3 separate regions of the Mus musculus genome follow, and regions 2 and 3 are each linked to region 1. The links are chromatin loops, found by intact Hi-C in ENCODE. Cell type or tissue: heart. All regions are shown on one strand.

Region 1 (5,000 bases):
TACATGGAAGGCAAAGAGCATTGTTACAGATGACTGTCACAAAGGGGGTCTGAAGGTGGATGGCTGCCCAGCAGAACCCAGCAGACCTGGCTCCACAGCAAAATTCCTAGAAACAAAGGCTTCAGTGAGTAACTCTTTGGTGGCAGCTTGACTTAGTCTCATTTACCTCAAGCTATAGTGATATTGAAAAGCACACACATATTTTGAATGCTGATTTTATTTGTTCACATGAATACTTTCCAGTAGATCCATCCTATGGCACAAGATGGGTCAAATCTGATGAAATAAACAGAGAGAAAAAAAATTAAAACATTCAATGAATTCCTCCATGCCAGATATTGCGCTAGGCTCCTTAGATGAAAATCGCCTCTAAAAAGTGGCTGCTTTCTTTTTATAATGCCTAACTTCTGAGAGATCACATACACTATACTTAGTACAAACTGCAGGAGCTGTGAAGTCCACACTGTAACCCGTATGAAGTAGATTCATTCACTAAATTTGAAATGGATTAGGAAGCAGGTTGGTCATACAAGGGTAGTTATTTTATACTCCAAATAATGCTTAACTGTAAAGAAAAATCTTGCAACAACTGTCTGTATAAAATCAGTAAGACCCCGAGGGAAGTTTTCTTTGCCCATTTTTCAAAAATTAAACCTGCAAATCCATGTTATCAGTGAAGACTTAAAAATTCCGTCAGCATAAAGCAAACAACGCAGGAAGGACTTGGCAAGTTGTCTCCAACCCATCCTTCAAAGAGTTAAAAATGCACCAGGAAAGCCGAAGCCAAATCGCAAACTTGACCTGAACTCTGTTGTCAATCGCCAGGGAAAGCATTCCAGACTCTAAAAAACTGTTTGATTTTTTTTTTTTCCTTCCTAGCATCAAGAAAGGGCTGGAGGGCTTAGAGGGCTCCTGGCATGTAAATTGTAGCCATCAGGAGAAAGCTCCACTGTACTATGAAGTGACGCTTTTATTTTCCCACATGGGCAGAGTCCGGTGGGATGGAGAACTCTGGCTTGAAATCAGCCAAGTGACAGAGGGAATAAAGAGCCTTTTGCCAAACCCGAGATTAAAGGTAATCAAGGGAGAAGTGTCTGCCAGTTATCTGAAAGAATTTGTAAGCAATAGATGCAGGATGGTAGAGCCGCCCAAAGGAAAGATTTCTTTTCTCTGCTGTTTTGGGGAGGCAATCAGCAGGATATTTCATTTCTGGCTTGGGAAGGTTCCTAAGTGTCTGTCTAAGAAGGCTGAAATGTTTCCGTGAGGGTTTACCGGTAAGCATTTAGAGCGGTATAGAATTATGCGCTGTTTTATGACCATGCTTCACAGTAGAATAGAGCACCATCTCCCCCAAGCCTTCACACAGCAGAGCAATTAATTAACTTATCTCCACCAACTCTGTTCTCACTGAAACTTATTAAAAGCCTGATTCATCAGCAAAGCCCCAGGCAATCATCAATTGCCTCATAATAATACAAAAGAAAAATAAGCTACGGCTATGTTCCCACTAAATACCCTAGGAAGCCCTCTCTGCCCTTTGTCTTTGTTTGAAAATATCTCTATTAAGAGTTAAAAAAAAAAAAAAAAAGACCCTCCTTGACATGAAATATGTTATGGCAAGGAACTATGGGAGTAAATTACTGAGCCTCCAGGATAGCAGATTAAGACGAGTTGCTGGACTTTCTCAAAGACACACAAATCATTCAACATGAAGCACAACGGGGCATACAGTGTGTTATCGATGCCACGTTCCAAGCACCATTGTTAATACATACCAGAAGAGGAATTGTTCTTTAAATAATAAAAGGGGGGAGGGGAGGGAGCCAGCAGATTTCTTTGTCAAATAAGCCAGCAAAGAGATGCTGGGTTTAAAAGTATTAAATAGCTTAATAGATTATTGGTCTGCTTAGAGTTTAAGTTTAAATTCAACTCCCAAATATCCACCTAATGACTTGTAAGCAGAAGCTGTATCTATGAACTCCTCTTCACCACGATTAGAATGGTTGACCATGTCAATAGCGCCCTCTTCAGGAAGTTGGAAACCTAGGCCTTCCTTAAATTAAGGGGCGGGGGGGGGGGGGTTAAGACGAGCGAACTCCATCTGAAAACTAGGTTAATTTAAAGAAATATCTGGAATGCTCATGATGTCTCAACTTCACAAGGAGTTTAGGATTCTTCGTCAGTTATTCAAAAGAAACCACATTCTGTCACGCTAGGTTATTGAATATTTTGTGTGCATGCTTTTTTGGCGCGGGGGGGGGGCAGTATTTGGTCTATTAATATCGGGTTGTTTGAGAAGGAGGTATTGAACGTCCTAAGTTGTGTTTAAATATATTACCTAAAATATCAAGTTGCTTCACCTGTGCTAAGATTTTTCTAGTTACAACATTATCCAGGACTTCTTAGATTCCTTTTAAAATGCAATCAGGTTCGCGTCTTTGAGGATTCCTAACTAATGTGTGTGAATGTGTTTCCAGCTGTTTTCCTGGTGTGCTGTACCTGAGAACATCCTGAAACTTTTCGTGTTGTAACGATGCCAGTCCTGCAGTCTCCTGTCTACTTACAACAGGTAGTTTGCTCGGCGTGCTCAGAGCTTACAAATTCCGATGCAGAAGCCGGAAGGAACTTGAAGAAGGTTCCTGCTAAGTGTTTGACCCACTGTCACCACAGCCTTAAAAATCAAAGATGCAGGCTTCTTGTCTCAGGGCTGTAACACACCAAATGACCTTGTGGCAGGGATTTAATCTCACCTTATTTTATCGAGTTATCAGGATTTGGAGGAAATTTACTTCCAATTTCTGAAACACCTCAAGAGTTATGAGGAGCGACACAACAAATGTCAGCTCCCAGAAGCAAGACATTACCCTCCCAGGGGATGGATGAAGGATGCAAAGTCGGTCTGAGCTGGGCTTGAGTCTGTGTCCCTTTGCCCTTCTTCCCTCTTACAATCAGCTTTTCTGGGTCTTGGCTTTTTCATTAGCACAATTAATGATAAACTTCTGTTTGAATAAAGATTTAGCCTAGGTGCCTGTAGGACTGGGTGAAATATAATAAACATCTTTTTAATAGCTAGGCTGATGATAAGGTAAACAAATGGTTGAGCTGAAAAGAGCTGGGAATCAGGTGTTGAGATGCACCCATGCCTTCCCTGTGGGCATTTGCCAATCTTGATAACTGAGAGGCTTGGATTTTAATGGCCACACTGGGGCCTAAGCAGTATAGGGGATTGGAGCTGAGACCTCACAGAGATCCAGAATAGTAAAGGAGTACACCTTCCTCAGGGACCACAGAGAACTAATGCCGGCAATGTGCATTGCCCCTGGGTTCTGTGTCAGAATACTACGACTTCTCCAGAAATCCTGGTTAGAAAAGTCTACACTCCAACTGATACTATCTTCAAACTCAGCAAAATATGGATCCAGAGGAGCCTCAGTGGGAAAGGAGCTGTAAGGGGGCCTTGCCATAAACAAGCTCTGTCTTAAGGACACCCCTTCAATTCAGGTCTTGGAGGATTTCGCCACAAGAAGGGAAAGAAAACCTGGAAATCCCAAAGCACAAAATAGAACCAGTCAGCAGGGACGACGACAGCTGCATATGGCCATCGGGAATTTTAAATATTGGGATGGGAGACACAGATAAAGTCACCAGGTGTAACGTGTTAGTGGAATTATAATGAGGTTTTTTTTTTTCTCGAAATGAGAATGTTACCTGATACTTTAAAAACAAGTAGTAAGATACTTCCAAAACTCACTAGATATTAAAAATAACAGCACCAATAAAATAAAAAACTAAAATCAAATGTTTTAAAAACAGGTTCCCTCGATAGATTATAAAAACTAAAGAGAGAACTGGTAAAATTTGAGAGATGACATTGAAGGAGTAAACCAAACTAGTGGGAATGAAACAGAGCAAAAAAAAAAAAAAAAAAAAAAAAAAAAAAAAAAAAAAAACCCAAAAAACAAAAAAAACAAAAACAAAAACAAAAAAACCACTGACTAAAAACACTTAAAAAACACTATAAAGAAGCACTTAATAGAAAGACAGGGTAGGTAATAAATTAATAAAGGCCAGATGGAGTTTGAAAAGAAATTTAGATAATATCGTAGTGGTAGGATACATAGTGTGAGAGCAGATGGAAGATAAGAAATTTCAGAGTCAAGAACCAAGAGTTTTGAGGAAAATAGAACATGAGAGACAGAATCCTAGGCCAAGCACACTAAGTGGCAACACCAAGGAAAGTTGTGGGGTTCTGGGTACCTAGTGTCACACCTAAGACTCCCTCATGCTAGGCGAGAACTTTGCAGTGTTAGCAGGCCGCTCTGAAGGCTATAGAACTTCAGGTACAAGGTCTGCCCAGATCACAGTAAGTCTAAGAAAGGCCAGTCTCAGTGAGTTAGTAAGAGACTGCTTCAAAACAGAAAGCAAAACCGGCTACTCTGGCATTCAATAGTAGAGCACCTGCCTAGCACATGCTGGCCCTGGGTTCAAACCCAGCACCATGAAAATATAAATTAATAATAAGGAAAAATATGAGGGGAGAGAGACAGCTTATCCATGAAAGTTGGATGTTTAATTCCAGTAGCAAACATCTCAACAGCGGCTGCAGAAGCCTGACTAGTGGCGAAACCTACAGAGCGTCTGCAGAGAGTGTCAGCCTAGCGTTCTGCACACAGCCAAAGAGCAGAAGTGAGGTAAAGATATCCTGCACAATGTCCATAAAAGGGGTGGAAGGATGTGCTCCCAAAGGGATAGACAGCAAGGAGCAGGTAAGTAGGCAGCAATGCTTGGATGCCATAAGAAAGCAATGCCCTGACGGATTACATGTGTTCACGTTTAGGCTGGGCCAAGTCAAAGACCATGATGCCGTTGTTATGTATGATGAAGGAGAGCTCAGAGAATGCACGTGTGTAAATATGTAAAAGGAGTTACTCTGGTAACTCCAGGGACCTTCAGATCTCTGCCTCCGGAGACCTGAGAGTACCAGCACTGGGCTAAAACAA
Region 2 (5,000 bases), 250 kb before region 1:
GCTGTCAACATCCAGTGTCTATCTAATGCTCTCTCTCCATCCCAGACTATATTCTCCACAAGGCAGGGCTGTTCTTCCTGCTTCTTAGCTCCGAATTCCTGGTTAGTGATAGATACCTAGCCAATGGTTGCTGAATAAAGGAACAGAGCAGAGGACATGTCAACTGATTTTGCCGTAAACTCGGCAGAAAGTGAACTAAAAGTGAGAGCAGGCAGCTCAGCTCCTCTACTTCCTCGGGTGCTGCCGTTGAGTCTATGGCACCTGCGCTCCTCCACAATTCCAGTTGCCTTCTCAACACTAAGGTTCTTCAGTAGGTCCTGGTGCAATGTGTTCTCCAAACTTCTACTTTCCTCCACCCCAGTCCCACGGCCACTGCAGCCACTGCAGAGTCTTGCTCTAGCTGTCTCCTCCATTTCTTCCCTGCTTGAAGTACAAATTTCCTGTGCTACACCCTGGTATCTAGCCCTGACGGGGTCTGTTTGTTGTTCTTCTGCGGGAAAAAAAGAAACATCTTTCGCAAGGTTTTGAAGGCCAGGGAGGGTGACAGATGCTAGTTCTCTGGGAGGATCTGGTGCTCCGTGGCCTTGGCTGCAACGGGCTTTTGGTAAATAAACAGGTAAGGTCAAGAGTCCTGTGCATGTGCTGTATCTGGCTTGTGCACTCTAAGCACAGATGACAGAAGCCCAGGATCTCTGGTTTCCTTTACTGTCTTACAGGCATGAGAGTCACTTCCCTATATCTCTGAAAGATTACAGTTACCTTTTTGACCCACACCACAGGCACATGAAGACCTGTCCATGAGAATGAGAGAGGGACCCTTTATTCTCCTGGGCTTTTCAGATCACTGGGAAGGACAGGGTCACTATGTCCTGTGACAGGGGCCTTGACATCCATTCTGCCATCGTAACTGTGCAAGGCAGGTGCCACTGATTGATCATTTACAGATGAAGGTCTGGGCCGGTCCCCAAACTAGCACAGTGACCCCAGCCCTGCTTTGTTCTAAGCCACATACAAAGTTTGATGTCCAGAATACTGAAGATGTGGCCAGCAGTGTTCCCAAAATGTTCTCTATTCTTTGCTCTCATTTGCCTTGGGCTGTAGATGAACTGAGACTTCTTAGACATAAAAGACTTTGGCACAGGACGGACATGAACTTCACCTTCCTATTAGTCAGTGAATAACCATGGCAATATACCAAAAACGACTTTTCCACATTTTAAGAGACAACTCATGGGAACCAGAATTGGCCATTTCAATGGATTTTACATATTTTTGAGCTAAGTCCTTTCTGGGTTTTGGTATTCAATTTTGAGCCAAAAGATGAATTTAGCCCAGTGTTCTCAGTGATGACCTCATGTACAAAAACGACTGATGCCCAAGCTCCGCCCCAAAAGAATGATTCAGACATTCTGGAGATGGGTTTAAGTTCTCAAAGTGACAGCAGCAGGGGGCCATGGCTGAAATGCTTTTTCTAGCCGATGGTATGACTCTGTCAAATAACAAACTACAAGTTCAAGTTTCTTGAATGCTCAAGGCGATCTTACATCTTTTGGTCTCCAAACATTGGCTCTCAAAAACTCTGAGCTGATAGTATGAAGGCAACGGTGACATACATTTCAGAACAAGGGCCAGCAGCCAGCATATGAAGAAGAAGAAGAAGAAGAAGAAGAAGAAGAAGAAGAAGAAGAAGAAGAAGAAGAAGAAGAAGAAGAAGAAGAAGAAGAAGAAGAAGAAGGAAATATGGAAAAGCCAGATGCAGAAGGCCCGGGTGTGGCAGAGTGGACAAGTGTAGGGAGCAGGAGAATATTAGGAAATTAGAAATTTTAATAACTTTGACCATTGAGACTCCTGAATTGTGTGTAACTTATTGCAAATCCTGAGAGCAATAACAGATGAGGAGAGGCACCCCTGTCCTGGCATCTAGCTGCTCCTCATTTCTCAGGCTTAGGAACAGAAAGGAATTGAAGCCTCAGCCATCTGATAAAGGCCCCCAATAGGCTCCCTCTGAACACCAGGGGGAGCACAGTGTGGCTTGATTGTTTATCGGTCCTTTCTATAGAGCATGGAGAAGAATAAACTCTTGCTTATTGCCCAGGGCTCTTGAATACACTCAGAGGTTCTTCACTATCTCCCTGTTAAAAGTCAGCAGTCTGTGTGGCTTGAAATGGAAATATGCACAAAAGTTCAAAACAACAACAACAACAACAACAAAACAAACAAAAAAGTGGTTCCTCTCTCCCTCTCTTTCTCTTCTCAATTCCCTCTCTCCTTTTTCCCTCCCCCTCCCCCTCCCTCTCCCCCCTCTCGTACATTACTAGGGATCAAATCCAAGGCCCGCCTCCACCCAATCTCCTAGATTTGGATGAAAGAAATTGCACTTAGTACCTGGTGTTCCTGTTTGTATATTGAGGATAGTCATAACAACAACACACCTTGTAGCATCCGGGGAGGGTTGAAGAGTTAACGTGACAAGCCCAGAGAAAAGCTGGATATACAGCAATAGCCAGTGAGTTTAGTCTCCTGAGTGGCTACTCTTCCAGAGCCTATCATAAAAGTGTAATTGAAAGTTGTACTCTTCTATCATACAATCATTTCAAATATTCACTATTACAATGCACCATGGACCTCAAATTGTAGAAATGATGAAGCCATTGTAGTGTATGCCAAGAAGAGACTACAAATCAAAGATGCTGGACTTTACCATAGTGGTCTACCATTAGAATACACAGAAAATGGTGAACCACACACCTCTGTGAGATAAAATGATGTGCCCCCCAGTGTCTGAGCTCCTAGTATACTTGCACTCTGAAGAAGAAAGGCTGCAATTAAAAACAAAGACATCATGCAATTTGCAGGCAAATAAGATGGCCCTAGAAAATATCGTTCTGAGTGAGGTAACCCAGACTCAGAAAGACATTCATGGTATGTAACCACTTATAAATGGATATCAGCCATAAAGTACAGGATAACCATGCTACAATACACAGCCCCAAAGAAGCTAAGTAACAAGGAGGGCCCAAGGGAGGATGCTTGAAAAACACTCAGAAGGGGAAATAAAATAGACATCAGAGGTAAATGGAGAGAGGGAACTGGGCTGGAGAAGGAGTAGGGAGAGGAATGGAGGTGGGGATCAGGTGTGGGGAGGGGTTTGAGAGGGCTGGGAAAGAGAATGGAAATCAGTGGAGGGACATCTCTAGGATAAGACCTGGGATGGGGAAGCTCTCAACAGTCTTGGGGATGAGCCTAGCTGAGACTGCTAGCAGCAGGGGATAGACTGGTGTAGCCACCTCATATAGCTGGATGGGACTTCCAGTGGAGGAAGAGGGGAATCAACCCACCCACAAAACCTTCCACCCCAAATTTATCCTGCCTACAAGATGTGCAGGGATAAAGGTGGACCAGAGATTGAGTGTACAGCCAACCAGTGACTGGCCCAACTTGAGACCTGTCCCATGGGAGAAAGCCAACCACTGACACTATTAACGATACTCTGCTATGCTTGCTGCGGGCAGGAGCCTAACATAGCTGTCTCCTGAGAGGCTTCATCCAGCAGCTGATGGAAACAGATACACAGACTCACAGCCAAACAATAGGCTGAGCTCAGAGAGTCTTGTGCAAAAGTGAGGAGAAAGACTGAGGAAGCTGGAGGTATTGAAAACAGCACAAGAAGACCTACAGAATAAGCTAACCTGAGCCCATGGGGGCTCACAGAAACTGAAACAACAACCAAAGACTGTGCATGGGCTGGACCTAGGCCCTTTACATATATGTAGCAAATGTACAGCATGATCTCCATATGGGTCCTCTAACAAAGGGGGTGGACTGTCTCTGACCCTGTTGCCTGCCATTGGATCCCCTTTCCTTAACTGGACTGCCTTATCTGGCCTCAGTGGGAGAGGATGCACCTGATCCTGTTTTAACTCGATGTCCCAGGGTGGGGTAGTACCCAAGGGGGTTTCCCCTTCTCAGAGGAGAAGCGGAAATGAAGGGAAGGAGAGTGAGGGTGGGACTGGGAGAAGAGGAGGGGAGTTGCGATCAGGATGTAAAGTGAATTAATAAATTAATGGGAAAAAAGGAGGAGAAGGGAGAGGAGGAGGAGATGGAGGAGGAGGAAGAAGAAGAGTACGAGGAGGAAGAAGAGAAGGAGGAGGAAGAGGAGGAGGGAGAGGAGGAAGAGGAGGAGGAGGAGGAGGAAGTCTGGAATCTGTGGTCTTCCTCACAGCCTGTTCCCAGAAGCCTTAGGAAGGTAGGTGAAATGACTCAAGGAGCTTCATGACGACTTACATTCTGCTAGATTTAAATAGCCCCATAGACCAATACTAGTTATTTGCTAAAATAAATGTGCTTTCCTAATTTCGTAATTTTTGACTGATGTAGATTAACCACTAAAATACTACGTCATTTTAATAAAAGCAACAGCCAATGAGGAAGATGCAAGCTGGTCCTCACCACCAGAAGACCGATGGCACAGTCTCCTGGAGGGACGCCCGTGAAGTCAACACTGATGAACCAGGCATTCCTGAAGATGAGGGAGGACTCTGATCACACTTTGTTTTTTTCATCCTAGTACACATAGCTTTTTTTCCCCTGTGGATCTTCAGCGAGGCCAGGCTTGGCTGCATGGAATTCAGCAAAGAGAAATTCTGCATGACCAGTGTGGCCACACACTCACGTCTGGCTGAGGTTTCGGCTGACTGCACTTTGGGATTTTTTAACTCCAGCCACAAACACGGATCTCCTTCATTTTTGACTATATAAGTCAACTGTGAGAGCCTCGGGTAGGGTGACTTTTTTTCTAGTCCCCTTTGAGCTTACTAAGCACTAAGAGTGCAGATAGGAGGCTGGCTTTCTTGCCCCTTGTACTTCTTGTAGTTGGAGCCACAAGCTTCTTGCAAAAATGGGGATGCCGGGGAGGCATTCAACGCATAAGCCAGAGTGTACGTTATTTACATTTTCTACATGTGTGGGATCATGGACCAGTGCATCTAGTAGGGTTGCAC
Region 3 (5,000 bases), 380 kb before region 1:
CTATAAATTAGATATTACAGGCACAGAGAATTGGCAGTTGATGCTTTAAACATTATGAAGTTCCATGTCTGGGCCTTTACACAGATACTTTTTGTTGTTGAATTAGGCAGTTACCATGTAAAAATACACAGAGAAGTTTCTGGAAGGGATATACATAAAATGCCCACACCAAACAGCAGGGTATGGGAAGGGCTGCCTGGCTTCTCACATGTACCAAGGACCAAGTAAGAATCATTTCACATATTCACACAGTAACTCACCAGGCAGGTGTCATTATCTTCCAAGCTAAGATGGGAGAGGTCCTCACAGGAGAAACAACTTGTTCAGAGTCACCTGTGAGCATGTTCCATCAGGAGGGGTTCAGAAGGCAAGCCCAAATCTCCTGTGAACCTCGTATTCCAGCATGGCTCCCACGACAAGGAAACATACATTGACTCTGAATTTTTTTCCCCTGGGAAGTTTGGGAGACAGTGATCATGAACTCCAAGTTTGCATTTCTCCCCGGAAGGAAGAGCCCCATTCATGCTTCTCTATGAACCATCATGGCCTTGGAGACTAGCTCATACAACCATTTCACAGGACAGAAAGTAAATAAGATGTAGGTGATTGATCTGAAGGAGGACCCTAGTGGAAGAGCTTTCCTTTTGGTCCTGAGACTATCTGATGCTTTAACAACATATAGACAGTGCTTTCCAGCATCACTGGAGTCAGAGCGGCAAACATAACTGCATGATTTGCAGTTGTGCTATGTGATACTTTGGCATGCACTTAGTTTATGGGAAGATTACACAATCAATTAACTTTTTATCTAGTTGCCCTGCTTTGATTTGTTGGGAACATGGACACACATATCAAGTAACTCACATTCACAGTTAATTCAGAGACCTGTGGTGTGATCCTCTGAAAGTACCCACACTGTAATTAAAAGAGTTTGTACTATTCACCCCACATACTCCCTTCTTCCCATCCCTCTTCTGTTTAACTGCTACATAATTTCCTCTTCCTCTCCCTTTTCCTCCTTTTTTTCTCATCACCTCTCCCTTCCCTCCTTCCCTCCTTCCCTCCGTCCTTTCTTTTCTCCCTGCCATGAAACACAACTTACCTACCACAGAGAGAAAAATGTAAAAAGTGCTGTTCATAGTGTGGCTTTGATTTCACTTTAACAGAGCAGCAGTGAGTGGTTGATCAGTTTCTAGCATTGCTGTGGACGAATGTGACCACCTTTGCCATAACCGGTTTCTCTCTTCTTTTACTTGGTTATTTTTCATGTCATGAAAACCCAAACAGTGAGTAGAGTAAGGGATGAAATGTGGACCATTGTGAAGGATCCACAGTGCACCACCTCGTTAAAAAGGAATGGTTCCTTCTATCTCCTTCACTGGAATTGGGACGCCTGCCCAAGGAAGATGCCTTGGGGCAGAACTTAGAGTCCTTACAAATCTTTTGCTCTAAGGTATGGCATTTTACTTTCCCGATGGTGGCTTTTGTAGTAGGGATAAGCTTTCTAGTCTGTGGATGCAGATACCCCAAGATGATGGGCTTCCACAGATGACCAGGAGAGCTCACTCCTCCAGACGGCCAGCATCCGCAGCTCTGTTCTAAACATAGAATGGACTGGCTGGAAGCGAAAGCCTCAGTGTGTTAACTGGACTCTTCTCTTCTGTCCACTCACAGCTGCCCTTTTCCACTGCCTTGGCCTCTTTGTGGAGCTTTTGAGCAGGGGTAAGAATGGGGCTCTTAGGAGATCAAGAAATTGCTGCAGGTCCTCAGCAGTCCCTGGCTAGTGACTATTCTCTCTGGGCACACTGTTGCCTGCTGTCCTTTCAACATGGCCAACAGGCCCCTTGTGTGCAGTGGAAATTTATGGCTTTTATGCTGGAGGGGAGAGCCGATCACCCTACTCATCCTTTAAGTTCAATCCAGTTTCCATCTTCCTGAATTGTCCCATTCAACCACATAATGAGCCTCTTTATTTTGGTCAGGGTTGTTCTTCAGTTGTCCCCATGGAGACCAGAAAATTGCATGTCAGTCAGGTCCCCCAGGACCCTTCCTTGGTGCTTCTTAATAAGGAATTAACTCTGAGGGCTGGTTCCACCCTTGTAAATGTAGTTAGCTAGACTATTTCACTACTTCCACCCAACAGGGACTTTGGGACTCCTGAATACGGGTTCTTTGTTTGGTTAGTTGGTTTTGATTTTTATATGCGTGCAAGGCTTACAAACAAAACATGTATCTTGTAAATGAGAGTACAGCTTCCGGATGATGTATCCAACTGATTTTCAATAAAAGCAAAGAAAACAAAGAAGATGAATCTCACATCTTAAATCATTATCATTCAAACCAAAGACACACATGCTTCCTTAAGTGAAACAGAGGTCTGACTCTGCACTCATGGCTAGATGTCAATACTCTCTGGGTTTGTACGATAGAATCTTTGGAATATTCTGGAAGAAGAAAGAGGCTTCTGGGGAGATGTGTGAGACTGCAGACCATCCTCAATGAAGGCTGCCATATTCAGATATTACCAGTAGGTGGAAACCACTTCCTTCTGAGAAGATAGCCTATGGCTAACATCTGATGAGGGGAGGGGTCTCTCCAGGTAGCATTGTAAATGGTGGATCTTGATTGGACTTCAAAGCAAATTTCAGGGTTTGTAGGACCCTCTGAATGCTTGTCAGGAAATGAATGCTTCAAAATTGCAATTGTGGGACCCAAGCTAGAGGAGAGCCCAGGCAGGTGTCCCGAGAATACCCACACAGCCCTTAGAAGGTCTCCCATTTGTCCTCTGACCAGGAAGAGCTCTCTGACTACAAAGCAACTCATTCTACCCCAAGGACAGCTTTGTGTTTCTGGCACTCAACTTTCTTTCCTGCTCCAAAGTTTCTAACGTAGTAGGGTAATTGTTATGACTTAGTTCAGAGATGAGGCCTCTTCTAGGAACCTTTCACCTTCTCTACAGAGTTTGGGGAGGAAAAAAAATCATCAGCAGTGTTTTCTCAGGTGGGCAAGATGGCTCGGCCAGTAAAAGTGCTTGCTGAATAGAAACCATGGAGCATGGTGCAAAGCAAGAACCAGCTCCCCAAAGTTGTCCTCTGACCTCCGTAAATCAACATTCCAAATGTGCCATCACGTGTACATGCACACAGACACACAGACACACACACACACACACACACACACACACACACAGGATAGATCAGGTAACTTTTAATAGTTTTTTTAAGGAGTATCTTCTCGGGTCTTCCCTTTCCCGGACACTTCATGTCCCCTGTTTCCTGGTATACACCTGTAGAATCTTCTTCACCGACCCACCTCTCCCGTGATACACACAACTTGGAGACTAGTCTGTATCTTGACATCTTGACATGTGGGCCTGTGGTTGTTTGAATGAGAACATCTCCCCAAAGACTTGGGTATTTGAAAGCTTGATGCCCAGTTGGTGGCACAATTTGAGGAGGTTTAGGAAATGTGGTTTCTTGGAGGAAGTGTGTCACTGGAGGTGGGCTTTGAGAGTTTAAAGACCCATGCCACTTCAGTGGCTGCCTCTACTATGTATTTGTGATTGATCAAGACGATATGAACTCTCAGCTTTCTGCTTTAGCTGGCTTTCCTGATACCCACCACCAGGACCTAAACTGAGGGCCGCAGAACAGGCGTGTGCCCGCTTACAGGAGGGAACTCTGAGAGAATGTGCTCCGGAGTCTCTGCAAAAGTCCTCCAGGCTCACTGTGGAATACTTAGGCAAATGATAGGTGAGTTTCATGGTGGGGTCTTTAGGAAGATTCTAGTGAAATGGTCACTCTGTAATATCTCCAAACAGAAGTTCTGCTGAGTTAAAACTACACCCAACTTTGCTAAGATTTGGCCAATAGAAAAATTCCTGAAAGGACAGGATGAAGCTCAGTAAAGGAATTCATGTCAGGACTTTATGGAAGGGGCTCTCATGCTCCCCAGCTTTCCCCCTCTCTCTCTCCTAGGTGCTCTATGAAACCTACCTGTGATATACTGGGGGCAGCTAGTCTGGTATACATAGTCACAGTGACAATAAAGAGGGGGCAGCAAGATCTGAAAAGGGGTTAGGTGATGGGAATGCACAGCTCAAGGGTGACATCATTTGACTCTGTAAAAGTTGTCATGAGAGGCAAGCAAAACAGAGTTCCAGATGGCTTTCTTAGAAGTTTTCTCCCTGCATGGATTGGACCTGGCCTTGTCTTATTAAAGAGAAACCCTACAAGCAAGAGATGGAAAAGTAGACACCAGGACTGAAAACATATTCTGTGTCCATTTCTGAGTTTGACAGGTGCTCTGACGCCCTGTAATAACTTCATGATCTACCAATGCTCAAAGAACAGGAAATAGTCTGTCTCCAAAGAACGCCCCAGAGATAGAACTCTTTGCTATGAATTTCATCCTTCCATTTTTACTGTGTACTAGTGGCGAAGAGTCTGGCTAACATGGAGTCTGAGGAACTCTTCCTTCTTAAAGGCTTCTTTAAGCTTAGGTAGACACAGAGGCCATTCCATCTGAGTTGCTGGGGCAGCCATTACCTGGAAGTGAAGTCTTACAGAGGGCTCAGATGTTTGTCTACTAGACGTAACCTCTCTTGTGCTTTCTGGATATAGAGCCAGACACAGCTTGATAGGGCTATGTAGACATTTCACCAAGAACCAAGGGGGGAATTTAACATAAATCTTGGGATATGGAAAAAAATCAATATTTCCTTTTTGTCAGACTATTTGTTTGTTCAGCTCTTGATTTTCAAATAACTTTAAGGAGCTGGTGCATAACATGCAGTCAACAGCACACTGGCTAAGCCAACACCTGAAATTCTTATAGTGCAGTGGGAAAGGACTAATGCATAAATATTTATATTTATTTATATACTAAAACCTAACTATGTATCCTCTTATTTAGTATACATTAGGATTTCCGTTTATATCTCGGAAAAGCTGTGGCCCCAGGAGGTCTAAGTAACCTTTGTTGAACTTGCCCCAGTGTGA

What was found. A loop is a pair of places that touch in the nucleus more often than their neighbours do. Peaks named below come from ENCODE experiments on the same cell type or tissue, not always from the same donor. Only the 100,000 strongest peaks of a DNase experiment are listed, where the experiment ranks them.
Region 2: it touches region 1 in a loop (5-fold over the local background); 4 of 42 quality-filtered maps call a loop at or near these places.
Region 3: a loop joins it to region 1, with 2.6 times the contacts of the local background. A loop is called at or near these places in 4 of 42 quality-filtered maps.

What each region holds. Positions count from the first base shown.
Region 1 is chr6:53,264,257-53,269,256 of GRCm38, reverse strand. Gm33348 (a long non-coding RNA gene) reads left to right here and starts at 1,024. Exons shown (of 3, transcript XR_377682.1): 1 at 1,024-1,075; 2 at 2,478-2,569. In heart, a CTCF peak has its summit at 2,024 (motif pointing left); no DNase peak of the experiment used is centred here.
Region 2 is chr6:53,512,073-53,517,072 of GRCm38, reverse strand. All of the region lies in intron 5 of Creb5 (cAMP responsive element binding protein 5), which reads right to left. Among named protein-coding and RNA genes, the nearest start is that of Gm38814, 21 kb to the right of the region's middle. In heart, a CTCF peak has its summit at 2,034 (motif pointing right); no DNase peak of the experiment used is centred here.
Region 3 is chr6:53,647,523-53,652,522 of GRCm38, reverse strand. The region is part of intron 7 of Creb5 (cAMP responsive element binding protein 5); the gene reads right to left. Among named protein-coding and RNA genes, the nearest start is that of Gm33392, 57 kb to the right of the region's middle. In heart, a CTCF peak has its summit at 2,526 (motif pointing right); no DNase peak of the experiment used is centred here.